Regions from separate parts of the Homo sapiens genome. Here all the other regions are linked to region 3. The links are chromatin loops, found by intact Hi-C in ENCODE. Cell type or tissue: heart right ventricle. All regions are shown on one strand. Each heading gives the region's core, and the rest is flanking DNA. Links, peaks and the distances in the headings are about the cores only. Region 1 overlaps MAST4 (microtubule associated serine/threonine kinase family member 4). Region 2 overlaps MAST4 (microtubule associated serine/threonine kinase family member 4). Region 3 overlaps MAST4 (microtubule associated serine/threonine kinase family member 4). Region 4 overlaps MAST4 (microtubule associated serine/threonine kinase family member 4).

Evidence for each region. Hi-C counts contacts between places; a loop is a spot of excess contacts. Peaks named below come from ENCODE experiments on the same cell type or tissue, not always from the same donor. Only the 100,000 strongest peaks of a DNase experiment are listed, where the experiment ranks them.
Region 1: it touches region 3 in a loop (2.4-fold over the local background); 4 of 110 quality-filtered maps call a loop at or near these places.
Region 2: a loop joins it to region 3, with 2.7 times the contacts of the local background. A loop is called at or near these places in 14 of 110 quality-filtered maps.
Region 4: a loop joins it to region 3, with 2.1 times the contacts of the local background. A loop is called at or near these places in 12 of 110 quality-filtered maps.

Annotation. Positions count from the first base shown.
Region 1 is chr5:66,887,390-66,894,995 of GRCh38, reverse strand. All of the region lies in intron 3 of MAST4 (microtubule associated serine/threonine kinase family member 4), which reads right to left. Among named protein-coding and RNA genes, the nearest start is that of MAST4-AS1, 110 kb to the left of the region's middle. In heart right ventricle, for the core only: no CTCF peak of the experiment used is centred there; a DNase peak (open chromatin) is centred at 3,605; H3K4me3 peaks cover 471 bases; H3K27ac peaks cover 3,158 bases.
Region 2 is chr5:66,826,573-66,834,178 of GRCh38, reverse strand. All of the region lies in intron 3 of MAST4 (microtubule associated serine/threonine kinase family member 4), which reads right to left. Among named protein-coding and RNA genes, the nearest start is that of MAST4-AS1, 170 kb to the left of the region's middle. RefSeq lists an enhancer at 3,947-4,448. In heart right ventricle, for the core only: a CTCF peak has its summit at 3,364 (motif pointing right); DNase peaks (open chromatin) are centred at 4,954 and 5,458; H3K4me3 peaks cover 2,978 bases; H3K27ac peaks cover 3,172 bases.
Region 3 is chr5:66,955,140-66,962,745 of GRCh38, reverse strand. The region is part of intron 4 of MAST4 (microtubule associated serine/threonine kinase family member 4); the gene reads right to left. Among named protein-coding and RNA genes, the nearest start is that of MAST4-AS1, 45 kb to the left of the region's middle. In heart right ventricle, for the core only: no CTCF peak of the experiment used is centred there; a DNase peak (open chromatin) is centred at 3,595; H3K4me3 peaks cover 3,125 bases; H3K27ac peaks cover 3,389 bases.
Region 4 is chr5:66,810,476-66,818,081 of GRCh38, reverse strand. All of the region lies in intron 3 of MAST4 (microtubule associated serine/threonine kinase family member 4), which reads right to left. Among named protein-coding and RNA genes, the nearest start is that of MAST4-AS1, 190 kb to the left of the region's middle. In heart right ventricle, for the core only: a CTCF peak has its summit at 3,486 (motif pointing left); no DNase peak of the experiment used is centred there.

The sequences.
Region 1 (7,606 bases), core at 870-5,869, 67 kb after region 3:
GAAGAATCTCTAACTGCCCCCACATACCTTCACTTCATCTCTCCTCACAGGTGTCCTGTGAGGGTTACATGATCACACCTGGGTCTCTGCCCCAGCTTCCAAGTGGGCAGGAAAAAGGAATATTGGCTCCCTCACTAGTATAGTGGGAGGTAGGGCCAAGTCTACCAAGATCCACACTTTGGGAGTTCCTCCAAAAAACAAAGGGAATTTGGAAGTTGAGCAACTTGCCTTCTGCACCACCACTCCCAAACCCCACATAGAAACAGAGTGGCAATGTCCAGTACACACCATTCCCTCACCATTTTCCTGACACCAATGAATTTCAAGTTCATGCACTTCCCCATCATCATCTTTCTTTCATTAGTCATTGGTGGCCTCATCCTATGACTGAGTTACTGCAAGTACTCTGCACTAACAATTAATTTAGGAAAAGAGTTCAAAGAAGCCAAGATGTGTAAGGCAGTATATCAGGTGCTTTTAGGGATACATGAGGAAAAACAAAACACATTTAAAAGCTAGCTGGGGCAACATACATACACGCATATAAAACAAAAGAGTTATCACCAGGTGCAAGATTATGCAGTATTACTTGAATGTGTAAATGCTAACAGAGGAGAGAAAATAAAAAGGAATGAGATAATTCAGCTCAAGCAGTGATTCTGAAGCCTGGCAACACATTAATGTCACCCAGGGAGTTTTTAAAAATACTAACGCCTGAGCCCCACCCCTAGAGATCTAGAGAGAAAGTGGTTTGTGTATGTTGTTTATTAGAGGTTGGCACTTTTAAGTCCCCCTAAGGACTATTGGTTTGCATAAACCATTTGCCTTTGGATTGTTTTCCTCTTTAGGGAATATTAATTTTCTAGGCTGTCATTACAGAGGTAAAGTTTCAGGTTTTTAGATATTTCCTTTGCAAGTGGGAAGCAGTGTGAGGCAAGGAAAGGTACTCAAAATGGAGTTCTCACTACTTGACAAAGCTTAAAATTAGCTGGGTGTACAGGCTCATCCAGGGATAGGATCTCCTAAAGAAACGCTTTGGGTGCCATTTTTCTGGTCTGCATTTCTGAGAGTCACTTGTAAAGGCAGAAGCAGAGGACAAAAAAGTTCATACCATAGAACCAGATCTTACACAGGGCTTGGCTGTAAATCATCAGAAGGCAAAAATGGTCTACATTCTAACAACAATTGAAAAATCCAGTAAGTTGCTCATAAATACATGCTTTCCTAAATGAAGACAGTAGTCAAGCTGGAAAACCAGTAGGGAGATCCCTATAGAAATGCCTGAACAGTCAAACCACACAGCCTGTAAAATAACAGTAAAATCCTTGTGGGAAATGTGAGATGGATGGAGAATCCTAAATTATCTTTCTCTTTTTACAGATTTTATTTAATTTTCTTTTTGTATCTATAATCATAATGCACTTTCATATATTTATTTGTGCTAGTCAAGTTAAGCAAAATAAACCAGCCAGGCACAGTGGCTCATGCCTATAATCTCTCAGGATTTTGGGAGGCCGAGACGTGTGGATCACTTGAGGTCAGGAGTTCGAGACCAGCCTGGCCAAAACGGTGAAACCCGTCTCTACCAAAAAAAAGACACACACACACACACAAAAAAAAAAATTAGCTGGGCGTGGTGGCACGTGCCTGTGGTCCCAGCTACTCAGGAGGCTGAGGCAGGAGAATCGCTTGAACCCAGAAGGCGGAGGTTGCAGTGAGCCAAGATGGCACCACAGCACTCCAGCCTGGGCTAAAGAGCAAGACTCTGTCTTAAAAAAACAACATCAAAAACAAAACAAAACAAAACAAAAACAAAATAAACCACAAAAGGCTAAAACAAAATGCTTGCTGGGTTTATATGTAAATTTTATTTGATCAAAACCACAACACTCACTTTCTTTGAAAAATAAAGAAATTAGCTACCTTATTCCTTTCTTTCCAAGTTGGCTTTTTCTGCCATAAAGCTAAATGAACAAGACTGTGGTATCAGTTCTCATAAGCCCTTTATACAGACAAAGTCTCCGAGTCATGATATGACTGTCTAGTGTGGTTTATTAAGATTTTATCATAAACTGCGTCTATAAGCTTCATCACAAAATCAGCTGGCTGCCTGGACAGGACACACAAGTCTTCCCATGGAAAGCCCAGAGGAGATCAGCAATTGACCAGAGTTGCAAAGCCATGAGATAGTGGAATCAAATGAACCTATGTCATCCAGTTCCAATTTTTTCCCCTATACTCCACCACGGCAATGTCAGAGAGTGGGAGACAGTGGTGATGTGAGCAACTGAAAGGAGAGGTTTGAATAAATACACGAGCAGGGAGGGCTGGTACTGATAATAAAGAGGGCACTCTTTCCCCTAACGAGGAAGAAAGGAACAGGTGAAAACAGGCACTTTTCAAAGATAAGCAAAGTAAAACTGAAGCAATTCACTTGAAGTTCTGTAATTTCAGTAATACAGAAGGCAAAAGTCTTCTACCAAGGGCAAAGGCAAGGGCACATGTGGGGATTAAAGCCAACAAAATGGGTTTCCTTTATTCAATCACATACTTTTTAGTAAAGGTGGATATGGCTGGTGCTGTGCCAGACACTGGGGAGAAAGGACTTTACTCACTGTAAAATACAGTGTGAAAAGGCCTGGAATAGAGGTCTTTTCAAAGTATGCAGTAATACAAAAGGGAGGAGGGTGATCAGTTTCTCTGAGGAGGGTCAGGACTGTTTCTTCCCCAATGTTTCTTGTTATTCATGCTAACAAAATACAGTGGAACTGATACTACCTTCAATCTCAAGGATAAGCTCCAATTAAACTAATGACAAAACTCACTGCTTTCATCAAAGTAATTGGTTTAAAGATGACATGTGACTCAACCTGAGCAAATGCAAAATGATGCATAATGATGCATAAGATGCAAAATGATGTTTGCTCAGGGCTTCTGGGAAAGAACTTCCTCCCTTGTCCGAGAGAGCTAACGAGAAAGAAGTAGCATTAAACCTACAAAACTAATGGCAGCCACAAGAATAGGTGTCACAGGTAGCAGACAAGAAAGCCTGGTAGAACCTGGGTCTTGGGTGAAATCTCTGAAACAATACATCTACCCTTGCGTGTATTTGGACTTCTCTGGTACATGAGCCAATCGAGTCTCTTTATTGTTTAAACCAGTTTAACTTGTGTTTTCTAGTCTTTGCAATTCAAAAATTCCTAAGTGACACAATACTTGAGCCTGGTCTTTCTTTTGCAATGTCTGGGAATTAGCCTGGCAGCCTTGGGAGTAGGTGAGAAAGGGGAATTCCAGAAGAGAGAACAGACGTAGTCAGGTAGGGTGGAGTGAAACAGAACACACTCAGGAAACAACATGGCTGGAACAGAGATCAGGAAGGAAAAATCAGCAGGACAGGAGTATGGAGGCAGGGACAGGGCCACATCATAGAAGGGTTTTGGAAGTGGCTGCCTTTATCTTATAGGGAATGGTGAGCTCATGGAACATTTTAAAGAGGGGAATAAGATGGCCTAATCAACATGTTAAAAAAGATTACTCTGGCATTAGGGTGTCACATGGCTCTGGGAGGGCAACATGGGAGAGAAGTTAGGACACTTCTTTAATTATCCAGGAAGCATGGCTGAGGGCCAGGAACAAGGAAGAGGCAGTGAGGAGGAGGAGGAGGGGCAGAGTCAGGAGAGAAATGTGTGTACAGGATCCACAGGAGTTGAGAGGAAATGCTTAACTCCTGGGCTGATTTAGAATAGTTGTGGTGGAGCTCAGGACAGGGTACCATTCAGAGATGAGGAGAAAAGACTGTCTAAAAGCACTGAGGGCCTTTCGGAAGTTAAGCAAAATGCAAATCTGAAAGTGGATGAAAAGATGGCAAACGATTTAAGTTACACCAGCGAGTCCCTGATGAGCAGGAATATGAGACAAACTGTAAAATAAAATCCCAGATTTTGCTTAGATGAAAAGTTAAACATCATTCATGACAACCACCTTTTCCACTTTAAATTTTTTACACAAATAGTGGGAACTGTCTTTCTTTACTAAGCTCATCTACCTTCACTACCTTAATAATGGCATCTCACATTTACTGCACAGTGACATACATTATCTTATTTAAACTTCACTATTATTCTCATTTTAGAGATGAGAGAACTGAGGCACACACAGGCTAAGTAACTCACACAAGGTCATAGAGCTGGTAGAAGGCTTAGCTTGTCTTTGAATCCACATCTGCCCAAGTCCAGAGTATGTTAATTATTTTTCATCACCAAGTAATGACTTGATACTTTTGCACCACAGACCCCTCCTGTAGGCTATCAGGCTGCATTCATAGTTGGTAACACACTGTCAATTACTCTTAGGAGAGACACAACACAGATCTTGGCAACTCTTTCTAAGCAAATTTCACACTTTTTAGAGACTCTGATTTTATGTGAACCAAAGCCCTGTGAATATGTTACTTTTAACACAGACCTTTTAAAGCAGAAGAAGCGTAACAAGTCAAATAATCAGCTAACCTCAAGTAAACGGACAAATGAAACAAGCTTCCTTTCTAGTCAATTATTATGGGTTTTGATGCTTCCTAACACATTATACCCTTGATGTCAAAATCGAGCTTGAGAATCAGACATTTGTACACATATTGTCTTTCAAGTCAGTATGACCTAGGAGGAATATGTCTCCTAAGTCAAAGTTTACATGCTTCTCTGCAGGGTTTTGCTGAGTAGTAGCCAACAGTTACATGAATAACAGCTCTAGTTTATTGTTTATTATATACTAACTGAAGTGCATTTATTATATCAAGGTTAATAGCTTCCAGCCCACAGTCATATTGTACTTTGTGTGCTCACTTTGTTCTCAAAGAACAAAAGAACTCTCTCTTTCAAGCAAAAGTTTCTGCGTCGTTTTTAAAATTAAAGAAACTAGTTTTGATCAAATTAGAGAAGGCACAGTCCTTCATAAAAAAAAGAAGCTAAAATATAAAACTCATATTAGATCAATTGAACTCATAGCTTAAAACAATCCTTATTTAAGTCAATTGTATGTTTCATAGTGATTAAACAAATAGGATCAGGATTCAGACATACCCATATTCTAATCCAAGCCAATGCCAGGAAGCATCCTTCATAAACTTTAACTTCCCTAAGATTCAATTTCCAAAATTACAAAATGAAAATAATACAGCTTATCTTATGGGGTGTTGAGAAGATTAATGCTAACACATGTCCTGCATGTGGCACAGCTCCCAAACCTAAGAGCACCCTTCGTGTTAGCTATGACTATTTAAGTGCACTGCTTGAATTAGAAGAAGGAATCTAGGGCACAACTACAGAGCTACGGTAAAGAGACAGCACCGACTCAATAAAAGAGCAAGGGTATGTGACCCACACATCTTCTCCACCTCTAAATACTGAACCTGGGCAAAGGGCTGTGAATACATTTGAAAATTCGAAGCAAATTAGACTTCAGTGAAATCACACACCCTGCTATTAATCAGTAAGAAAATTACTTTAGCAGAAGGAGATCAAACACCAATGCTAGCTACATATTTAGAATTTTAATTGCCTTTAGGATAGTGCAAATTTAGAGATCCTTCAGGATCTCTATAAAATTAAAGTCATTGTGGACAACTTTTGTGATTTCCTTTTTTTCCTAGAATGATTTATGAAGGCTCTTGATAAATATGCGTATCAGCCCTGCCACTTAACTATGTTTCTTGTTACTTGGGAAAGCCTGTGACCTACAGTGAGCTTAGATAAAAAGGCAACACCGCACAGCTGTGCCCCACAAGGCTCCACAATTTTTTCAGTTCTTCCATCCATTACCAGCAAATTACAGTAAATTCGAAGTATTGATCTGCACAACCCTATATGGGAAGAAAGTTACCATCGACTTTTATTGCTTATTGTTGGGTCCAATTCCCTAGAATCAATAAAAGCTACAATGTTCATAAGCTTCTAAAAAGCTAGTTAATATAGTGGATATAAGACACCTTTTAGAATCACTATAAATCTATAGGATTCTTCAACGGAACAGTGGCAAACATCTTCAATGTTCAAAAGCTTTATTTGATTTTAGAGTCTTCTCATTATCCAGGAAAATGCCCTGGGAAAGAAGTGAATATCAATGATGTGGAATAAAAACTCAGCAACTAGAAAGAACCCTGCTTAACAGATTTCTACTTTCACTTTTCAGTTCACTTGCATTTCCACACCAACCTCACTGTCCAATCCACAGCCAATCATTAAGAATTGTGTCTCTCACATAGATTTAAGATGAGTTTTCTTGACAGGGCTTTCCAGGACCCATCAGGGGACGAGTTTGCTAATAAATGTACATTTCAACTGCCCCTAATTTGAAGAATCAATATTCTTTTATGAACCAATTTTTTAAAATCAGATAATAATTCAAGTGTTCTATTAAAATTACAGACAACCTTAATACCAAAAGAAAAAGGCTTTTTATAGAACCAGGAGACAGAATTGGATGAGACTATTTGAAAAGTGATACTGAATTTACTCTGCTGAGATTAATCATTTTTATTTACTACAGACACCTTGTGGTTTATCTAGCAGTCCCTATTCTGAAAGCCTATTTTAGTGTAGAAATTTACTGGCAAATCAGCTCAAGGGACCTCTTGAACTGCTATATGAAGCTAATACCCACAAGTCTACTTTCTTCTGGCCATTCCTCTCCATCTAAATGCAAAAACAACACTTAAAATATACATATAAAATGTATGAGCACGATGGAAGATTAATGACACACATATTCAAATAATCAATAATGTAAACTTAAGCCTCTAATGGTACCGAAATTTATTGTAAAGAGGTCACAGAATAAACAATTAGCTTATAGAAGATATATATCACTTAATAAGTAAAGATTCTATTTGTTACAGGGTACAGTTTTTTTAAAGTATTTTCTCCAATGTACTATTTTATTTTTATTTTTTTTTTTAGTAGAGACGGGGTTTCACCATGTTAGCCAGGATGGTCTCGATCTCCTGACCTTGTGATCTGCCCGCCTCGGCCTCCCAAAGTGCTGGGATTACAGGCGTGAGCCACCGCGCCCAGCCCAATGTACTATTTTAAATAACATCATCTGGAAGTATGCAGGAATTGAGAACTTCGAGAATGAAGACCATGGGTTAAGGTAAGATTCTCTGCTTCCTATTTCACACCCTCCCCTACCCATCACCACTGTGAAAACTAGTACAGCTGTGGCTGCCATTGCAGTGTTAAAAATCAACTTTATTCTTGAAAGGGACATTTTCTCACACAGGATTTCATGTAAGCCTTACCACTATCCTGCAACTATAGGAAGAATGTTCAGTATTTTTTCAGATGGGGAAATTGAGTATTAGGAAAGTTATGTCACGATTTGCCCAAGGTCAGGGTCCTCATATTAAAAACAGACAAGCAAAGACAAAAGTAGCCAGGGCCCTTGATGATGCTGTTTCCATATGGCGCCAGCCCTGGACATTCTACCAACAAATATTTTTATATGAGAAAGATAAATCTCTATTTATTTAACCTACTATTAGTTGGGTTTTCTGTTACCTGCAGCTAAGTACATTCCTAGCTAATGCTAGTACTAAATAAACTTTGCAAAT
Region 2 (7,606 bases), core at 1,258-6,257, 130 kb after region 3:
CCTCTATTAAGTTCTTCTCAAATTATCTAAGACATGTACGCCATCTTTTCATTGCCTGGACCCTGCCTGATACCCGTATTTAATTACTTAAAATTGCTGTGCAAGTCTTAGTGGTGACAGAGGGAAGACAGCTAAGATTAACTAAGTACAATGTGCCAGGCACTGTGCTAAAAGATTTGTAATCTCCTTCAATCTTTAAATGCCTCATTTAGTTATCTCCATTTTACAGACGTGGACATGGGAGATTCAGAGTGGTCAAGAAACTTAACACAAGTTACAGAGCTATTCAATGTCACTGAACACATATCTGACTCCAAAACCAGTAATCCTCAATGGTTTTATAGTTTCAGTGTAACATACTCCTACATGAAATAATTTTAAATTATTTAAAATAATGCATGTTATAGGATTAGATTGCAAACAAATAAAATCATGACTATTAGCAAGTTCAGAACAGAATGCAGTGAATATAGAAAATTTCATGAAAATTAAAATTCACATTAATCTCTAATAAGCAGAAGAATGTGTGCAAAATAAAGAAAGGATATTGTAGGTAAACGGGATACATGCAGTTTGGAGGTTCCAAACACTGGGAGAACAGGTTATGAAACAGGAATCTGGAAGGCAAAGATTTAGAGATGAGACCTGAAAGCAAGACTGTGGCTAAACTCACAGTATGCATTTTTAGCCTACCCTGGAGTAGATCAGGAAAAGTCATAGGAGGATCTTACACCAGGGCAGTGATATGGACTCTGGGCTAAAAAGCAGGATGAATAGGAGATGGGTCTGGGTTCAGTGGGGTACCAGACATTTCCAAAATCCAGGTGTGCAAGAAGTTAGGCCTAGCCTCTAGACATACTTTGATGGTAGAATTGACAGGGTTTGGTGACAGGAGTCAAGAGATGGAGAAATCAAAGGTGGGAACTAGAATGACTTGGAGAATTGCTGTTTCACTGACCAAAATACAGAGATGACAACGTTGTGGTTTATTAACAATTACACCAGAGAGCCAAAAGGTGCAAAAGAGGAGCTAGTAAACAAATTTGTTTATTTTACAGTTAAAATCCACTCTTAGAGTATAAAATAGAATTTTTTCTGAACACAAGATTTTGAGGACATGCCATTTTTATCCCCTAAGGATCAGGAAATAGAAACTACAGTACTATATCTATTTCAGAGGCAGAAATTGAACTCCTCCAATGGGTAAGAAACACCACTCGGATATGGCATTGATTTGTCTAATAAACTAAGGACCCACAACTGCAAAAAGTTCATTTGCCATCTGGATACTTCCTGTCCCAAAGAAGTCTCAATGTCTTTCTGGAATTGCTGAAGAACAAAAGTGCTTTATCCCAAAGATGAATTAATATTATCATAAATGTTTCTATTATAATCTTCCAACTAGACTTCTTCCCTATAGCCAGTCAGAGTCTTCAAATGAATATAGACAGAGTAATACTCCCATGTAATGATCCTACTATTGAATTTCAGGTAAAGTGTAAACATACCCATAATTATATTAAGGTTGAGACAGAAGAAACATTGAGACATTGTGACTTGAATATACATTCATGCACCATGAGACAGAGGCAGATTGATGCTCAGTTAGAACATAAGAATCTATCTGCTATTTTGCTTCCTAAAATTGAATTCTAGACCAAGGCCAGCGGAAAATCAGAGCCTAGGCCAGCGTAAGAATGTTATCTTTTTGTTGTTGTTTTAAATAAGGTGGGAAGGGCAGGGGACAGGGGTGGGGGGTGTGCAGTCGGGTTTAGAAGAAAGAGAAGCAAACCAAACAAAAAAAAACCTAAACACACTCACAGATCTAGAAGTCTAAACAATAAACATTTCATTGCTTTTCGTTGATGTTTAACTGCATCATAGAGGAAATTTGGGGAAAACATTTTTTCACATTCTAGCTGCACGTGAGAGTCTGGAAGTGGATGGAAATGGTAATATTTAATTGGGGGGCGTGTGTGGGGAGGTGATCATGAGAAGATGATGCCAGGCAGAGCAAAGCACCAGAGGATGGCAGGAAAGGCATCGTCAGCCGCTCTGGGATGCCCCTCTCTTTTAGTAAGTCATGCCTGCCTTACGATGCCTATTGTTCATTGTTCTCCAGCCTTAGGATCTATCACATTAGGGATAGGGATACTTTCATTAAAACAAATAAAGAGAAACATATAACAGAAATCACTGAAACAATTAATTTCCCTGACAGTTAAAAAATATGATCCACGTATGAGGAATATTAGGCCCAAAAGGAACCAGTTATCCCTTGATGAATTAGACCTGTCTAGAAATTCAAATTGCCCAAAGTACAAGGTCGGCCCAAGCCCATCCATCCATCAGAATTTCCTATGTTTTGAGATGCAATCTGAAAAGTTTTCTAGATTCTAACACTAGAAACCACTGGGGCTGCTTTCTCTCATTCTCATTTCAAAGGCAGTGATTGAAGTGCTATCAGTAGTACTGGAAATATGAATACAGTCCATAGAAAAGATGGAAAAGTGCAGTCACTTAAGATGAACAACTCAGTTGTGCTGCCATTTTATGAGCTTGTCATGATTTGAGAAATTATATGTTCTGACTGAAAATAATTTTTCAAAGTCCAAATTTTAAAAACACCACTAATAGTCTCGTGTTTTAAAAACTAGAGGTACTGAACTTTTTAAAATTGGTCCTAAATACATACTGCATCATTTTATACTAAACACATAATACATTATTGTAAAATTAGATTTGAGAATTAGAATAGTGTATACTCCAGATTTTTGACACTGGGCTTTAAGTTAAAGAGCTGGTTTGTCTCACATACTATGTATCTATTCAATGCACAGATGCTTTTAAAAATAATGTAAACTCCCCTATATTAGCCTGTCATAATGATCCCTGTAAATAAATGTTTACTAGGTTTACTGATAACTGTTCTAACTTAAGGACAAATTCAGACAACAAACATGGTGTATAAATACAACAAGTTCATTTCATAAGCAATGATATGGAATGTTATAGAGAATAGAAATCATCCCTTGGTTTTCAACAATATTTATTGGGTTCCTCCTAGATGCTAGTACATTTATTATATGACCCTTAACTTTAAAGAACTCAACTCTACCCATCTACTTATTTAGTACACTCAAAAGTCATATATTACAGTATGCATTTTACAGAATAATACACAGACACCAAGAGGGTGTGTCAGGATTACCTCACAACACAGGATTGGAGCCAGGAATAGAGATATGCAGGTTTCAGCCTAGCTTTACTAACACAGGTATACCTCATTGGCAGGTTCAAATGTTCCACATAGCTATCTATATTTGTAAATTAATTTTATTCTTAAATTCACTAGGTGGCGTTACTCTTATGAACTCTACAGTGACATGTGTGGTAATACAAATACATAAAGTGTGTATTCTGTAAATAGTTTCCCTACAGTGGAATTTCTAAAAACAGCTACTCTATGTAATGTCTTTCTTTAAATGTTAGATGCAATGGGAGTAAAAGCAAAATAGGTTTTGTATTAAGCCACAGTAAAGTTGTAACCATGAAGTGGCAGAACTTTCAAGCACTTTTATGTTGTTATTTTTCACAGCATGAAGACTTATCTCATCCAGAAGAGAAAATATTCCTTATCCATTATACAGAGGACGGCAGGTGTAGAAAAAGTATATTAAGTACAATAAAAACCTAGCACTCTAATAATATATTAGCAAGTATTCCTTTGTTTTGTAGCAAATATTTTAAATAGAAAATAGCTCCATTATTTTAATTAATGAAAAATAATGATTCCTTTATTTCTAAAATTAAAGGCCCATGAAAACCATGCCCCTCACAAGCACTATATGCTTCAACTATCTCCTCTGAAGTTGTGATAACAGACATATTACAGAAATAACAAAAACTTAAAAAAGGAATTTCTTCTGAAAAACATTTTCAGATCATTTAAAATGAATTAAAGGAAAGAGAAAACTCACAGAAGAATTACTATCCAGTCACTAATAATCTGAACTATTCAGAGTTTAACAGAGTTAATCATCTTTTTAACAAAGAGCCTTTCCATATTTAACAACTGACCCCAAAGAGGACGTGGACACAAACAGCTGTGCATTACCAGAACTTTATAGAGGTGATGAAAACAAAGAAAAGGAAATCCACAGCAGTGACTAACCACACTGTGCATTCAAAAACAATGACCACACTGAAATTCATTAAGGAGGTAGTCTGTTTACTTAGGTTTGAACAATAGATGGTATGTAACCCCAACTTCTCTAATCCCTCTTTTGTTTAGCTGCAAATAATCCTTTCGTTGCCTATATTAATATTATAGTAATATGAATATTAGTATTAATAATTGATACTTAGAACAAAAAGCAGACAGCTAGACCAGCTGAAATTCAAAGACTTAATATTAAGGAAACATTTCTAAATGTGCTGTATATTCTGTATTCCAAGCATTTTTTTTAATATCAAAATAATATATAAGAGTTTAACAATGGCTAATGATTAGATTCTTTCACAAAGAAAAATATCACTTATATACAGGACAAAGAGTTATGCAGGAGTTAACCATACTAATGTTGAACATACTTATGTTCTGGCTTCCTTAAACTTATAAACTGCCAAGCAGATGTTTTGTTGTTGTTGTTTTTTCCAAGTTTTCTGATTTGCCAAGTTTTAACTCAGAATGTATTTGTACAATAAAGTCAGAGTAATTTCATCAGAGAAACTTGGGTACAAAAAAGCAAGGCAGTGAGTTACATATCTTTTCTCATCTCAACATAAACAAATTACAGCAAACTTTGAGCTGCCAGCAAAAACTTTCATTTCACTGACGGGGAAAATTCCCAGCAGCTGCACACAACTGCAAGGCGATCAGACAGATGCCGCCGAGCGGAGGTTGATCCCGACACAAAACTGAGTCCTGCGTTCCCAGAATTGAAAGGAGTTGCTACCCCTCGACAGACTTCCCAGACACTTGACGGCATGCCAGATCAGTGCATCAGCTGTCACTGCCAGCCACAATTTAACTATTCTTGAATAACCAGTAGAAAAACAAACCACCAAAGTGTCAAACTAAAAGTCATATCTATTGTCTCTGACAAAAGCAGCTTCCTCACTGAACCCTGTGATGTGTCATACCTGTAACCAGAAACTCCGTATAGCGTTGCCATGTAGATACTAAGAATTATGCACATATTCGTGCCCAGTAAAGGAATGACAAGGGAACTTTGAAATCCTCAATGGCTGGCCACTGACAATGCTACATGTCAAGAATGGAGCAGTCTCCTACCTGGAGCCCTCTTCGTCTTAGAATGCTGGACTCATCCATCTCACCCTCTGCTTTCTCTGAGCCTCTCACAACAGTCTAGCCATGCTGTACTACCTCTACTTCAGCACGCTAATTCAGAGCCCGGCAGCTGCTAAACACTTACATCACGCTCTAGCTGATTGGAGCCCGGAGTCAGCTGGTCCAGCTTAGTTATTCACTCCAGCAACTTCGGAGATCACGGATGCTTGCAGTTCGGTGGGAGAGAGCAGCAAGTGGGCTCAGACACCTAATGCATTTATCCAGGTGGAGGAGGCTCTTGCTATTAGACAGGAAATCGTGAGATCCTTGTTTTCTCTTCTTCAGAATGCTGGCTGTGGCATTTCAGGAGACCACTAAATGGCTTTCGGCAGTAGCTTTGGGTCAAGCCCCATCTGAAGCAACTATAAGGTCACAGTGGCTAAGTAAATCAGCGGTGACAGACACCTCTGTAAAAGGCAGCCGCTGACTGGGATGGTGAAAAACTAGGGCACAGCTGGTCAGCCAAGCAGCACCACTATGCCTGGCGCTCATCTCTTCCAAAGGCATCAAAGAAAACAAAAATGTAGCAGAACACACATGCTGCCTGCAAACCTGAAAACGGAGGGCTCAGGGCAGCTGCTCTCCAGCCACCAAACCCTTTACACCTCCCAGCATGAAAGCCCATTCATTTACATAAATACCTGCCCTTCAGTTCCTACTAGCTCAAAGACAGAAACAGTTTAATTTCCCTCATGATAATAACTTAGTTCTGCTGATACCTGACCAAAATGTAAAAAGGTTGGGTGGAGGGGATTCTAAGAGCCATCATTAGTTGGAATATTTAACCTATGTATAGTGTATAAGCAGCTAAAGAAAAAATTCCCATCGTGCAATTTCACAGTCTGTCTCAGCTTGTTTACTCCGTTCATCCTCATCTTATCTCAATTGAAAGCAACCAAGAGATGAATATTAAGTTTTCATTACTGGCATGGCACAGGAGTAACAACATACGACACTACCAATTCATAATAAATTATTCCTCCTTGGTGTCTATTCTAAAGATATTTAAATTGAGAGAATAGTTTGATCCTGAGAGAGATACAAGGACCAACTGTACTTTGTCTAAGAACGACCTCTTTCACTCTATCCATTAGAATAATTATTTTTCTTGAAAGTTAGGAAGACAGGTATAAACATTTTTTTAAATCACTAACTCCTGGATTTTACTTAACCCAGTTATCTAGTGATGTTTAAATGTGGGAGAGGGGAAGGAAGTGTCTAGTGGTTCCCTACCCATTCACCTGCTATTCCACTGGTTTTCCATCTCTTTCTGTCTGTCAACACACTAATACGCTTGCTCTCAATTGATTAGATTATGTCATTAAAAATAGCTCAGGGATTTATGAATCTAACCACTGAGGAAAATTGATTGCATTTTATGTTCCCAAACGGTCTTTGCATATATCTCCAGACATACAAAGAGGAGCCTGTCAAGAAATGCCACCCCAGCAGAGAAGGGTGTCAGGGTGTTTTTCCACTTAGGCATGTTGATTTGATACCACTTAAGGAAGAAAACCCCAGAGAGTTTTTAGCTCTCGCTTATATGTGGAGGAGTAATATCATCTCTAAAGCAAAATACAGCACAAAAACTGGTCATTCTTCAAGTCAAAGTGTATCAACGAATTCTAGCACAAATGAATTTTTAAAAAAGATTTTTAAAACTACGTTTTTTGTTTAAATCAAAGGACAAAAATAAAAGAAACAAAAGCCACTTAAGAGAGGAGAAAGGGCCAGCCTTGTTCTATCTTTTGGCAATCTGTAATGCTGGTGGAGAACAGACCCCCAACCTTCACAGGCTCACCTGCACTTTAATCTGTTCCTGCAAAGAGAAAATCTGGCTCTTCAGTGAAAACGAAGGGAACGACAATTGTTGCCTGCTTTCTATCTCAAGTCACCCTCCTGAGAGAGGAGCACAGAAAGTTCCCTGAATGTCAAGAGTTGTTTTAGACAAAGCCTTGGCAGCAGCTCCGAATATATTTACCAGCTTACAGTGTCATTGCTATCTGCCCACAGAGGCAAAAGGAAGTCCTGACAGATTTTGGAAAAAATCTTGACCCAAGAAGCTCAATTTTTAAAAGCAAAAGCCAAGCATGGTGTACTCATATACACTTCTACTCTGAGGACTACAATCTTCATTGTGCTGGTCCTTCTAGAAAAACTAGGGTCTAGAGGAGGGCAACAAATTCCCACTACAGAGAAAGAGACGGGGGATTGGGGGGGGTGGTGGGAGGACAAACCAGTTTTCCCCTTGAA
Region 3 (7,606 bases), core at 1,720-6,719:
TGCAATGAGTTTCTTTCCTGTCTTTTGTTGTTGTTGTTGTTCTTTTTGAGACAAGGTTTCACTCTAGTCACCCAGGCTGGAGTGTAGTGGCTTACTGCAGCCTCCACCTCCTGGGCTCAAAGTGATCCTCCCACCTTGGCCTCCCAAGTAGCCAGGACTATAAGCACACACAACCATACCTGGCTAATTTTTGTATTTTTTGTAGAGATGGGGTTTCAAGATGTTGCTCAGCCTGATCTCAAACTCCTGGGCTCAAGTGATTCTCCTGCTTCAGCCTCTCGAAGTGCTGGGATTACAGGCGTAAGCCACCATGGCTGCCTTTTTACTTTTTTACAGATGGTGTCTCCATATGCCTCCCAGGCCGAACTTGAACTGCTGGGCTCAAGAGAGCTTTCCATCTCAGCATCCTGAGTAGCAAGAACTATGGGCATGCACCACCGTGCCTGGCTAGTGCAGAGAGTTTCTTAAAGAATGTTATTTTGCCTCTCCGCTGGACGATGGCTCTACACTGTATCATGTTTTCCTATCTCAGAGAATGAGGTCTTGAAACAGAGCTGCATTTTGGTTGATTCAAGCTGGTTGTGCTCTTCATTGGCACAGAGGGTTGGCAATGATGGCTAAAATCAGATTTGGGCTTACTATGGTTTGCAAATCCTAAATGCCATCCTTGTCTCCCATTATATGGATAATTGAGACTTGGCTGTATTTGTCTTAAACTAAAATATTAAATTATTGCTCAAATGCTCTAATTAAAAAATATAATGTTTCAACAGAGTAAAGTTTTATATCTTCTAAGACCATTCTCTGATTTGGTACCAGCACTTGTAATTAGTAAGGAATTATTTTCCTTATACACTCAGAGCATATTCAAAAGCTGCTGCTCTTAAACATGCTGTACTCTAACTTAGCAGCTCATTGGAAAGCTCTCAGGAATGTCCCCTGATATGTCCATCATTTTGTCTATGTACAGTCTTATCTATTCCTTCCTGTCCTAAAATCGGCATGCATAGGCACTAACACCATTCCCAGTCTCTATGCGGAAACACACATGATGAGTGCTACGAAGTGTCTATGTACCCAATTCTATACTTACAATGAAAAAAGAAAAAACAAAAAAATCTACCTTTCTCAGAAACTGGAAAGCCAGGCATAGGCTATTTAGGCATCATAAATTTCTGTATAAATTAACAACTTATTAATTTCTGAAATATATATTTGATGTCTCACACCTAAGATTTCAATATCTGAAACAGGAATCAGAAACTGCCCTGTGTTTACTGATAAATCCAATGGAAAATTCTAGATTGCATCTACAGAGCATAAAATAGGCTCATATAATACTCCACAGCTGCAGTGCTTATGGAATAAACTCTTCTGAAAGAAAAACAGTAATGTCTGATGAACATTCAAAAGCTGTTCTACACATTTGCTGTGTGAGTTAAGACTGTAAGATTCCCAGATAATTAAATTTATATACATTAAATCTGCTTTTAATAGAATCTGTGATAAGACTTTCCATTATAACATTCCTCTGCAGTGGCTAGAAGTTGAATTTACTCAAAGACTGCAGAATTAGCTTTCTCCATGAGTGAATGTAAAGTTAGCTATGTCCATTTTAGAGTAATTTTGCATTTCAAGGTAAACAAAATGTTCAAAGTAAATCACATACTAATACTACAATGATATTTAAGAGTGATTCTCTATTCCACTCTCACGCTCCCTAGGCAAACAGAATTACCTATTTTAAATGCACAGTAATATTTACCAAGATAAGAGGATAGAAGGAGGGGGCGTGGCCTGATACCAAAACAACATCCAAAGATCCCCTGTGTTTAGCTGACTGTTATGTCCTGTGTCGACGCTGGCAAGGTCATAAAACTCGTGGCATAATTCAGTCCTTCTAATCATAAAATGGAATGTTTGACACAGCTGAGTTCATATTTTTAAAAAGTTACTTTGAAGTGTCTCCTCTTAATGTAGACAAGATTGAGAAAAGAAAGAAAAAAAGTAAAGGAAGAAGAGGAAAGAAAGAAAAAGCCTAATGTGAAATGATATCTACTAAGTCCAAAGAAAACAACCAGGAAACAGCACAACAAAAAACAGAGGCAAAAGCAAAGCGGGAGGTTAATGCCCCTGGGTTTTAAACACAGAGCTATGGCTTAGTTATGCATTTCCAGCTAGAGAGAGGAGGGTTAAGTAGAAGAATGAGTGCATGCCACTAAAATATTCCACACAGATGGTGAGAGTTGAATGTTAGGGTGGGGGTGGAGATGGGAGAAATGTTAGGGCAATGGGTAAATACTATTCGTACCTCTAATATGAAGAATGTCACAGCTAGCAAGAAGGTTGTGAGAGCCCTCTAACTTTTTGTAAGTGAGTCCCTCATTAGTATAAAATCAGGGCACAATTTTAGAGCAAGGACTGATTAGAAAAGTATTCACTTCAGAATGTCATGCTTTTATTAATTAAGGAAATAATTTCTCTTGTATGATGCATCTACAAAATTCAAGAGGAATAATAAATCCTCAGAACCAAGCACAGTTCTCATTCTGCAGTCTCTTTCTGCAGACAGTCCAGTATGAGATTATTGGGACTGTACAGAATTCACTGAAATGTAATTTTATATCTGTGCTGTAAGTTAGAAAGAGGGATATTTATGTTTGTCTACCGGATTTATATTTTACTGTTTATTATTTTAAGTGTGACAGCACAGACTAACTCACAGCTTCTGCATCTTTGACTAACAGATTTAAAATAAAAATTTGCTGACACTTCCTGCATCACAGATGTCTAACTTCTGCGCCACAAATTAGATGTGGACATGTTCATGTAGCTACATCACATCACAAGGCAGTCAGATGAGTTAATGGGTTAAAAAAAAAAACAGCTAAGCAAACACACAGCTCAACTAGGTAAACACATTGCATGCAGTGGCTGGAGATTCTGCAGAGAGGATTCTAAATGTACCACAGTTCATTAATATTCTGTTGCACAGATAAAACATGGATCACATCTAATGAACGTCACAAATAACCCTTCTCTTGCACTCTAATCCATTGTAATGTCTTCTATTATTCAATGCAGACAGAGGCCTTTCTTTAGAAAAAGGCAACATAGGGATAAACAAACAGTAAGAGAGAAGGAGAAAAAGACAGATACACCATGGCCTACTGATACATTCTTTCACAATGAGCTGTTAAGATGTTTCCAGAACTGGGGTTTAGTAACTTTAAATATGCAGCAATGCTTTTCCTCTGACTGCAATGCAAAATGCTGGTCTGGGTGTCCACATTAGCTGAAACCAAATGCCATGCATTTAAGACATGTTCCTCCACCTCACACTGCAGTGCTCTGAGGCTGTCAGTACAAACAAATGCTAAATAGCTATTGGTCGCCAGAAAGCGAGTGCCATGCAGAAAGCATTAAAATATTAAAGACAGACAATACTTACTCCAAGGTCAGCCCCGGAATCTGTAGCCTTTCCCGCTGGGCTTTCATGGTTGTTATATGTTAGCACACTCTATTGTAACCATGACACACACTCCCTGCCAGCGTCCCGGTGATGACAGAGAGCCAAACCGAACCTCTCTAAAGGACTGGACTAACACTCTCTCGAGGGGGAGGGGGAGGCTGCAAGTTTGGGTCCTTCCACCTCTAGCCGTAATCAAGAGATGTCAGCTGCTTTCCTCAGGTTAACGGCAGTGCACACTGCACTGATTTTGTTAAAGGAACGAGGCTTGCAGCTCTGCATATCAAGTAATTGGTTTCTGATTTTTTTTTTTTTTTTTAAAGAAAGTCGCTCTACTCACAGACCCACTTTTCACCTCAGTGAAATGAAAAGTCCTTTTCACCCTGCAGACTGGGGCAAAAAAATAAAGCAACAGTGTCATACTTGTAAAAGAGTTTATCTCAGCACACGTCAACTATTCCCCACCTCCCTGTGATGCTCTCGAATAGAATTCAGCCACCCTGAGGAGGCTCATCTTACACTTCCCTTGGTGGAGTTAACTAAATCACTCATAGTCCCCAAGAAATAAATGAGGAATAGTGCCACATAAAAATAATTAGATCTTTCTCTATATATGGCAATCATCAGAACGAGGAATAAACTAACTGCATTAATTTGGGGGAAGTCAGACTCCGTTGTGCCGCAAAGACTTGTGTGAACAGGCAAACCCGATGATAGGAAACTACCAACTGGAAATGCAAGAGATAGGCACTTGGATTTTTATTTTCGAAAAGCTCATTTTTAAGATCGCAGTGCTGTATACTTTACAAAAGCAATCTAATATGAATAAGGAGGGAAAGAAAGAACATGAATTTTGAAAGCCTGAAAGTTTCATCTTGTATTTATTAAAAGAACCTAATTTTTCACAGCATTCATAACTTGGAACTAAGTGTACTTCCATTGTAGTGTATGAAGAACGTAACTGACTCACTTCCTCTAATGCATTTTAAAATGTTTTAAAACTTGGCAACCCCTGGTTTGTTGAAAAGAAACACTAGAACAAATTAGAGCTTTATTTTATCAAGAATTCTAATTTTCAAGTACTACAAGGCATCTCTTTCTCTTTCTCTCTCTTTCTCTCTCTCTCTTTCTCTTTCACACATACACACACACACAAAGAGAGAGAGAGAGACAGAGCCAAACTGCGGTAAAATAGCAAGTATATTCAAGCAGTTATATTTCAAAGGCTATGAAGTCAAACTCTGTCTTTTTACAGATGAAGAAACTGAGGGCACACAGTTGGCGGCTATAATAGGATTAGATCCTGGTCTGTAAATTTACTCTTATCCCAGAGGTCTGCCTAAGCAGGGATGCCACAGGTAGCTGTTCAGGTTGTGCCCTGGGCAAGGAGGGAAGTAGGAACCAACATCTGGTCTGCTTTCCATGGTTTTATGCCTGCACCTGGCTCTGGGCTGCTTCCACTCCATTTTTCTCATTTTCACGAAGTCTCCCTCAGCTCTGTGCCCTTCTGGAGGGCTACCTGTTTCTAACTCCACAAAGGTGCATATGGGCCAGTGGAGGTTTATAGGATACTCTCAGAACTCTTTTCTACATCCTTAACTATCAACTTGCTCTGGGGCATTTGTTAATGCCCATTGTTAACTAGGTACCAGCTTATCTCTCAGTGTGAGCTCACAGAACCAACCAATCCTCTTATCCTTTGGAGGTAACAAATCCATACTTGAAATATAGTCACTGACTCCACAGAGAGGCAGCTAGAGATGTAAAAAGTAATTGTAATTTAGTAGAAAAAAGCATCACAAAAGGAAATACTAAAAAGATATAATGGATCCCAGCTACTCAGAAGGTTGAGGCGGGAAGACGGTTTGAGTCCAGCAGTTTTGAGACCAGCCTGGGCAACACAGCAAGACTCCATCTCAAACAAACAAACAAGATATAATGGAACACAAAAAAGAGGCCTCAACTTTCCTTAGGAAAGTTGGTCGGGGAAAGTTCGAAAGCATGGGTGTCACAGCCAGATTATGATAAACAAAGAAAAGAAAAAAATCAGTTACCACCCTATAACAAAAAATAAAGCGAAATCCACAAATTCTTTAACTTTTAAAGTAGACCTTCATCTCAGGAAACACATTAGAATATTATTCAATAGCCTTCTACACACAGATCTTCTGAAGTAAACTTCAGTTCCATATAGCCAATGGACTACAATACATTTTCACTTCAGTTTCCTTTTACTACCCCTAATTTAACATACCCAAAAGAAAACTCACCATCCTGCCCTCCAAAACTCCAAAATAAGCCTCCTTTCAATGTAAAATATCCAGAATGCCACCATTCTTTCCACCTAATGTCAAAATACATTGACCCAAAATACATTGTATCTTGGCTAGATTATTCCTAAATGGTCTACTTCCTCCCTGGTACCCTCTACACCTTGGTGACCACATAAACTCCAGAGTGATCTCTTTCAGAATGTGTCACTCTTCTGTTCAAAATCCTCCAACAGCTTCCCTGTGAGTAAAAGCCACAAATTTAGGACATTTGGCCCCATATGGGATAATCAAGCATCAATAGGAACAACAATGGTAATGTATTACAACACATCAAATGTTTAAAGTCACGAGTTCAAGAAGAGAAAATTACGTCACCTTGAGGGGATGCTAGAGAACTGCTGCAGTAATCTTGAAAACTGATACAGGGGAAGAATCAAGCACATCCCCTGCATTCCCTATGAGTTACACCTCACAGATGGGGAAATCATTCACTTTATAGATGCATTCCAATTGGTGAATAAAGGGGGAACTGCGGTCGTAAAATATCAAAATTTTGTAGACTCTAAAGAACCCCAGGGAATCTAAGCCATGATCATCAGTGACTGCTGACATCACAAAGAGAGAAACCCTGGACGTTGTGAACTTCTCAAGACAACACACATGAAGTAGTCTTACCAAAAAGACTCCAGCACCCCTGGATACAACTAAGCCTCTACATCGAAATATCAAGTTACAGGTTAGAGACAAGGGAATGTGTTAAACAATATCACAGAGACGTGATCAGCAAAAGCTAGATACGAAAGTCAGAACAAATGACCTGGTTTCTTAAAATTTTAATGGGGGAGGGGGAAGATGGAAAGGGAACCCAAAGTTTAAAAGAAGGCCAGGCACAGTGGCTCATGCCTGTAATTCCAGCATGTTGGGAGGCTGAGGTGGGAGGATTACTTAAGGCCAGGAGCTCGAGACCAGCATGGACAACATAGCAAGACCCTGTCTTTACCAAAAAACAAACAAACAAACAAAAAAAAAAACCTTAAAAGACATATCAACTAATTGTAATATATGAACTTTTTAATGGGTCCTGATATCAAACTAATAAAACTATAAACAAACACACACATAATCAGGCATTTAGGAAATAATCAGCATGATATTGTGTATGTACACACTTCAGCCTGAAATATATATTGAGTATATGTATATACTTGTGTGCATATATATACACACATGGTTTGGATATCTGATAAAACTAGCCAATCATTTTAAAGTATAATATTGGACCATGATCACCTTTAATTCCCTTTCATAGACACATACAAAAATATTTACATATGAAGTAATACATATAGAGTTTGCTTCCAAATGATCTGGGGAGGGAGAGTAAGAGTATATAAAATTAAAGTGGCTTTGGTTACTATTTATTAAACTTGGGTAATAGGCAAATAAGGGGTTCATTATACTATTCTCTGTACTTCAGTGTATGTTTGAAATTTTGTCTTATAAAAAATTGAAGAAGAGTCTCACCAGGCCTCTAAAGCTCCATATGGTATGTTCATACCACACCTCCACATCCCCTCTTCTACAGCTCCCTCCCTGACACTCCTCACTACCCTTCACATATACCAAGCACACTCCTGCCTCTTGCCCTTTGCACTTACAGTTCCCACTGCCTAGAACTCTTCTCCCCTGACATGTCCAAACATCCTGCTCCTGAACTTCCTTTACATCTTGCTTGACCCTATTTGAAAACACAAGGCTCCCTCATCTAGTGTTTCTTTTTTTTTTTTTTTCTGAGACAAGGTTTCACTCTGTCGCCCAGGCTGGAGTCCAATGGCACTATTACGGCTCACTGCAACCTCTGCCT
Region 4 (7,606 bases), core at 1,186-6,185, 140 kb after region 3:
ACTATTAAATGTTGTCTTTAAAATAGCTCTTAAAGTAAAATTTAAGGATGGCTTTCTTTTACCAAAATCCATTTACAGCACTCTTCCAAAAAATGACAGTAGACGTTTAAGAAGTTTGATCCTTCTGGAAGTTGATTTAACTTCTTGGATTTATTTTCTCTCTAGCTTATATAAGAATTTAATAGGGGCTCTAGCACATTATCCTTAAAAATCAAGACAATCTATCTCAAGTTTTATACACTGATATAAAGTCCCTCTGTTCTGTTTGAAATCCCCAGCTCATTCATTTATATTCATTAATCTTAATGATATCATTAATGCACAATGTGTTTCACAGAAACTAATTGTATTTTGCCAGAATCAAACATTCACAATTATGCCTCCCATTATCACCTAATAAAATAAAATAAAATTTAAAAATTCTCAGGCACGACAATGAATATTTTGGTATATTAACTGATTTGCATTTTTAATGCTATAATAAATTGACCAGATTATCATCAATTAGATAAATTAATATTCTTTAAGTAAGGCAATGGGGAATTATTTTGTTAGAAATTGACAGCACTTTACTCTCACTTCCTTGAGCTTTATTGAACATAGGCTTAGCCCTCTTTGTCCCCTTATCTAAAGCTGGCTTTTGTGACTCAAGCTAATACCACACAACAGAACATATTCTTCTTTAATTTTATATACTTATCATTGCTTTAAGCAATGACAGGAGATTAGGGAGTCAATGGTTTTTCAAGTAAAGGAGAACTATCTACCTGGGCAATAAAAATGCCCTGAGTCAGAAGTACATGAATCGATTTGTTTAAATCATTGTATTACTATTTTGTTTTATCCCCTTGATTCAAAAGCCAATCACTAAATATCTACTATGAATCAGGCATTATGATGGATGTTAAGAATAGACAGAGGAAAAAGGCTCAGTCCCACCAGAATGCAGTCATGGGGTCGCAAGACACATGGATAAACAAATAAAATACAAGGAGATAAGTGGAGACCCAGGACAAGATACTCCAGGTGCTGGTGGGGCAGAAGCACCGAGGAAGGGAATAACTCAGAAGGGTGGGTAGAGGGTAAGGGTAGGTTTGAGAGACGAGGTGAACAGAGTCCAAAACAGTAGTTCTCAAATTTATCTGCACATTAGAATCACTGGAGGGTCTTTTATAAATTTCAAAAAAACTAAGGCCACAAACAGGCCAATTAAATCACAATCTCTGGAAGTAAGTAGTTTCTGAAGTCACCCCAGGTGATCCCAAAGTGCAGACAAGTTTAGAAATCCCAAGTCTAATGGAAGCAGAAATTCTAAGTGGGGTAGAGGATGGATGGGGAGCTGGGGGAAGAATGCCAAGCCCAGAGAGCCGCATGTGCAAAGGCAAACATGGGTAATGGAGCTGAAAATGCAGTGTGATGGCAGCCGGGGTACAGTGGGCCTGGCTCCTAAAGGCAGCCATTCTCTCCAACCTCAAACCATCCTGGACTTTGATACCTGTACAGATCTACAAAACCAGACCCCACAAATTCTGTCCCTTTCTCTTTCCAGGTTCGCAGAGTATAATTTCCTTCTGCTTACTACACTCTTACATAAAACAGCTCAAATACCTAAAAGACTTTCCTACTATGTTCCTGTAATATTTATCATAAATGATTATAAAACTTGAGGAAAGGTGAGGGGATGAGAGAGGTGATTGATTAGAAACAGAGGGAAAGGAAGCACTGATTCCTGTGGCCGTGAACAGGGGTGCCCAGTCTTTTGGCTTCCCTAAGCCACATCGGAAGAAGAATTGTCTTGGACCACACAAAAAATACATGAACACTAACAATAGCTGATGAGCTTAAAAAAAAAAGAATCACAAAAAAAAATCTCATAATGTTTCAAGAAAGTTTACAAATTTGTGTTAGGCTGCATTCAAAGCTGTCCTGGGCTGCGGGTTAGACAAGCATGCCATAAGATAATATTTTTAATCTCTTTTCACCAAAGACTAGCATTTGCATGGAATGGCAGGGCACTTTTCCTCAATCTTCCTCTAAAATTGAAGTTCAGTGAACTGGATAAGTCCTGTCTATCCTGGCTTTACTGAAGACATTACATGACTCAATTATTAAAAGCTAACAGGTTCCTCCTCCTTTTCCTCCTTGAGGTTTCTCTAATGCCACCTGAACCCTGGTGATGATTCCATACTTTACCTGACAACCCTGAAAACCTGTCACCACTCTCCTCTGGGACAGCAGGTAAGGACGTTTGTGAGGAGCCTGTTAATTGTACACTTCAACTGTCCTCTAAAGAAAACTGGATTCAAAAGGATGTATGTATCCTGTTTTACCTACAGACAAACCTAATAAATTAAATCTGATTCTTATTTGTAAAGCAATACCCTAAGCCATCATAAATAATACCAGTTTCTTTAGGGGGAAAAATAAAATAAAATCTGAATGCTTTACCAGAAAGAAGAATTTTTTAAAAACGTTATTTGTCTTCTGAAATACAAGGAAAGCAGTCTCCCCTTACACTCCAGGGATAAGTTCCAGGATGCCTGGTGAATGCCCGAAACCACAGATAGTACCAAGCCCCATATATACTGTTTTTTTTCTATTAAAATATATACATACGTATGATAAAGTTTATAAATTAGGTACAGTAAGAGATTAACAAGAATAAAATAGCACAATTATAACTATGCTGTAATAAAAGTCATGTGAATGTAATCTGTCAAAATACTGTACTGTATTCACCCATTTAAACCACAGAAAGTCAAGCCTCAGATAAGGGGGGAATATGTTACTAATTTTACTGCTCAGTTTTCAGAAGGGATACTTGGATTAAGAAATAGAAATGTCGCTTCCTTTATATGCTTCTAAAGAAGTATTTTTAAACATTTTGGTATAAAAATCATAACTAATATGTGCTCAGCATGGAGTTATTCATTTAGCTATGTTTAGTTGTGCATGCAATAAGAATTACTGATAATGCATTCTAGCAACATGAAGTCTATTCCTTCAAATGTAAGTTATACCTAACATGTTCCACTAATTTTTTAAAAAGTTACTGGTAGGAATCCCTCTAGCTCAAGTATGCACCATTTTCAGAACATAATTCAAATATATAAACCTAGGATGTCTAAACATCTTCCATACGTTATTTTATATACTCAGAATGCTAGCAAGATTAACAGCATTCTCTTACTTGCAGCAGTGATCTGCAGCCCAACTTTTGTGGGGAAAAAAAAAATCTCTAGGATGCATCATAAAGCTTTTTAATTTCAACAAGTCTATTAGCATTTAAAAAGTTCTTCCTGGCAATTTTGTTACAATGAGAGAATTAGAATGTTTTCTTCCCCCAGTTGACTTAGCAAATCACCTTGCACGTAGGGCATACCTTTATCTCACATGCTTGACAGATACATCTTTTTAAAAATCCCCAGTATTTTTACCTCCATCCCTTGCAAAGGAGATTTGCTGATGTGCCACCTAGTGGACAAACTACCACCTTCATCAGTGCATTTCACCTTGTCTCTGGAGATGAAGATCAGAAGAAATATATTTCAGAGGATCATCTAATGAGAAATGCGGAGCCTGTCCCATCAAAGGTGCTCTAGAAGGTGATGCTCTGAATGAGCCAGAAGGGACTGCTGGCCTCTTTTACATATCTGTGGCTGCTCCTCATACTTGATTAGGCGCAAGGGAGGTAGCCAAAGGTAAAAAAAGCCCCACAACAGGAAAATGCTTGCCCGAGGCCATAATGAAAGTGATCACCTCCCTCCCACGTTGATGACCCAGCATCCAAGAGCTCCCTAGCACTGAGGAGGCACAGTGAGCAATTCTTTATTTTTCCAAATGTTTGAAGTACATGTTGATCATAAACAGGTTATTCTGATTTCATAATTTGTTACTAGGCCAGGTAACATCACAAAACTGAAAAATATCTCCTTCCCTAAGGTCCCAGGGGAGAGAGAAGGAACAGAACAGCACTGTCTGCTCCTGAGAAGTGGCCCCTGGAGGCCCATCCTCCTCTTAACCCACACAGGTCCCCCGGATCAGGTCCCCCGGATCAGGTGAAGCAGAAAGTGTTCAACTCCTCTCTCCTGACTTTCCAGAGATGACAGACAAGTAGGATAATTAAAGACCTTATCACACTATCTCATGTTCCCAGTAACCTTCCAACAAAACAATTCTGAAAGCAATGTAAGAGTGCAGCATGCAATTCTTATTTTGTCTCCCCATCAAACTACTAGATTTGCATCTAACATTCCTTCTTTCACAACTAACTACTACTTCCCATGGACTCATTTTTCTGTTTCAAGCTGTCAGAAATAAAAATTCCAGGTTCAGAGTTAAACCACCTATTTCTTCTCATTAGGTGAAATATCTACTCAATGCCATGTAATTAGCAGTTTTATAAAACTGACACTTAAGTACCAATCTTCTGCTTTTCCCATTTGGATAATTTATAAGTAAAAATACATGGCAATGTTGCAAGACTCAGAGATATTCTGTTCAGAAGCTGCACCTGGAGGAAATTCTCCTGCATCTGCCTTTCCTAAGGGAGCAGAGATGGCCGAAAAGTACAAGAAAGGCAACTGAACAGCTGGAATCTCTTTCTGGTTCTTCCACTACACTCTTGTATGACTGTGGAAAACTCAGTTAATAAACTGTTTCCTTTCATTTGTCTTAGTTTCCTTGAAGGAGGGAAAAATACACTTGTCTGGTTTTACTCTCCAATATTTTAGTTTAAAATTTTTCAAACCTCCAGTAAAGTTGGAAGAATAAACATGCTTATACCCAGAATCAGCAAATGTGAACATTCCTCTATAATTGCGATACATATTTTGTGAAAATGCATCCCAAACACAATTTTTTCAATTTAATAGAAAAGTCTTGAGATGAAAAGCTCCCCACAAAGTGATAAAAAGTTAATAACTATATATTGAGCAAGATTTCCTAAGAATATTTTTTGTCAGGAATTAGATTTCCTCAAAGCTCTTGGAATGCAACAGCATTCTCATTAACACTTTCCAGGAAATGCTTCCATAAGAATGGTCAGTCTTAGCTGAATCCTAGAAACATTCCACTTCGGAGCTGGAAACCATGTGTTTCAAATGCTCCATTTTAATGATGCGCAAACTGAGCCCCAGTGATGCTGCTTCTTATCAGCACTAACTTTTTATTTCCCATAAATAATACACTTCTAAACTGCAAGAGAGGTGGTGACTTCAGAAGGAAAAGGAGAGAATAGGGAAGATGTGAACGGAAGGGAGCAGGAGCAGGTAACAACACATTGTCAAGAGCACCAGCTCCCAAAACCCACTGACAGCGCCCCGCAGCACACAGCATTACTACGTACCAAGGGCAATGCAGAAGAGCTGTCCATCTAAGCAAACCACAGCCTTTTACTACCAAATGTGCAAAATCCACACATTCACCCTCAGCCCTACAACTCCCTAATTCAACCGTCTGACCCACTTCACACGATGCAAGCATTTCTATTTTTCCGCTTTGTAGATTACGCTATTAATGTTTCTTCTGATTATTTCCTCAACACAGGTTCTATCGGAGCCAAGATTTGACCATGGCAATGAAGCTGTACCCGTGTGGCTCTGCAAGATAACCCACCTCTCTAAGTGAACATAGGCAGGGGCTCTCCTGAGGACAGACGATAAGTGTTCTGTTTCCTGGGCCATGTTTCAAGGTTTTGTGTTAGCGATGGGATTTCCTCTGTTATTTTGGTCTTCTACTCAAGAAATACAAAGGCTTTTTGTTCATAAAACTATCTAAGGCCATTTTCACAATCCCTAAATCGATAAAAATAATTCAGCAGCAGAATATTAATTTTCAGTAATATATCTTCTATTGATTGTTTCCTTGGCATACTTCCTGGTCTGGTGTGGCTCAGCGGTCAGCTCTGTACCCAATGGCTGTGTGGTAATGAGACTTATCGATAGCCTTCTAATGCATAAGATTTCACCATTATCCAACTAGCCCGCGCCAGCCTTGCATCATGTTGTTTGCGGTTCTCTCCCTCCCGACCCAAACACAGCCCTAGACCATGGCTAAGAAGCAGTTTACAGCCATCAACTGCTTCATTTGTAAAATTAGGGCACTCACGTACTCCCCTGTAAAATACTTGGAGATGTTTTGATAAATTACAGCCTAGGTACACAATTCCAGTATTGATTCCTAAAGTCACCAGGTTCTCTACCCACCCCTACTGCATTTGCAACTATCTTTTAAATATCTTTTCTCTTTTCTGAGGAAAGCATCCAAAAACCTGACAGGTACCATTATTTAGAGTGTGCAATGCCTTCATCGTTTGAGAGTAACAGGTCAAACTCATTTTCATTGCCCATTTGCTCCCTTTACATGTGAGTGCACTAGGACCCAACAGATGGCTAAATCAAGATGTTCACCAGATTAGACTTTCTTGACATGACTGACTACTAAAAAGCTTAAGATAACAGATGTTAACCTACCCAGAATGTATTATATGTTCTATCAAGACATCAGAAATACTCCGAGGCTTTCCCCAGCTCGGAAATGCATCCAATTTATTTGAATAAAAACAAAGAAAAGTGGCAAAGAAGGGGGCTGGGTAGAGAGACCAAGAACCTATTTCCCAACCTTTCCTGGATCATTTTCTCAGTTAAAGTTCTAACGTGTTTAGATGAGTCTGTCCTTTAGGTATTTTTTTCATGAATATAGGCTGCTTTTTATTTTTCCCTCCTACCCAAAAATGGTGTCATTAAAAACAAAAAGCAGAGTGCTGTTGCAGAGTAATATATTACCTTCACTAATTTGCAAACAATCAAGCTACATGTGGCCATAAGCCGTTTATTCCTGGCCACAGCCAGCCTAGGATTCCTCAGCAGCAGAGCTGAGAGGCAGCAGAGCGTTACTGACATCTCTCTCTGCAGTGCTCAGAGGCCAACTGTGAGGGAGCCCAGGTGGCCGCACAGGAGAGGCCAACATGAGCCACTTCTGCCTGGCAGATCCTCCAAGTCTCTGCCCGGTTCCTGTGCGTGCCTGGCCCTGCTCTATTCCCGAAAGCCATTGCCTGAAAAGCCCCTAGTGATGTTTTTCCTGCAAACAGTCCCCACTTAGAAGAATAGAGGGAAAGGATGTGGTCATTCTGCAAAGTGATAGCAGCATTATCATAACTTCTGCTTTCACAGGGAAGTCCTCTGGAGACTCAGCAGACACTTTCCCATCTCACTTTGCTACCTCCCCTCTCTGCTCAAGTTCAGCCACAAGTATGGATCAAAATCTCTACATATGGCCAATACCCTATGACAGTCAGTAAAGCCTATGATGGTGCAGGGAAGGCAGAAAGAATTGCAGAGAGGAGTGGGTAGCAGCCCTTCCAGAACTGTTGTCAGTAGGCCCAATGCTGGCTACACTGGAGAAGAAGGCAGGCAGCCCAGACACACCACTTCTCAGGGCAACAGATGCTTTGGTGGCACTCCTATTCATGCTTTTGGCCATATTAACTGGCTACTTACTTGTTCATCTGAGGACACAGCTAGAATAAATTTCCCAGCCTTCCTTGCAGTAGGTGTGGTCACCAGACTGAGTTCCAGACAATGGAATATGGGTAGATGTGTGCCAC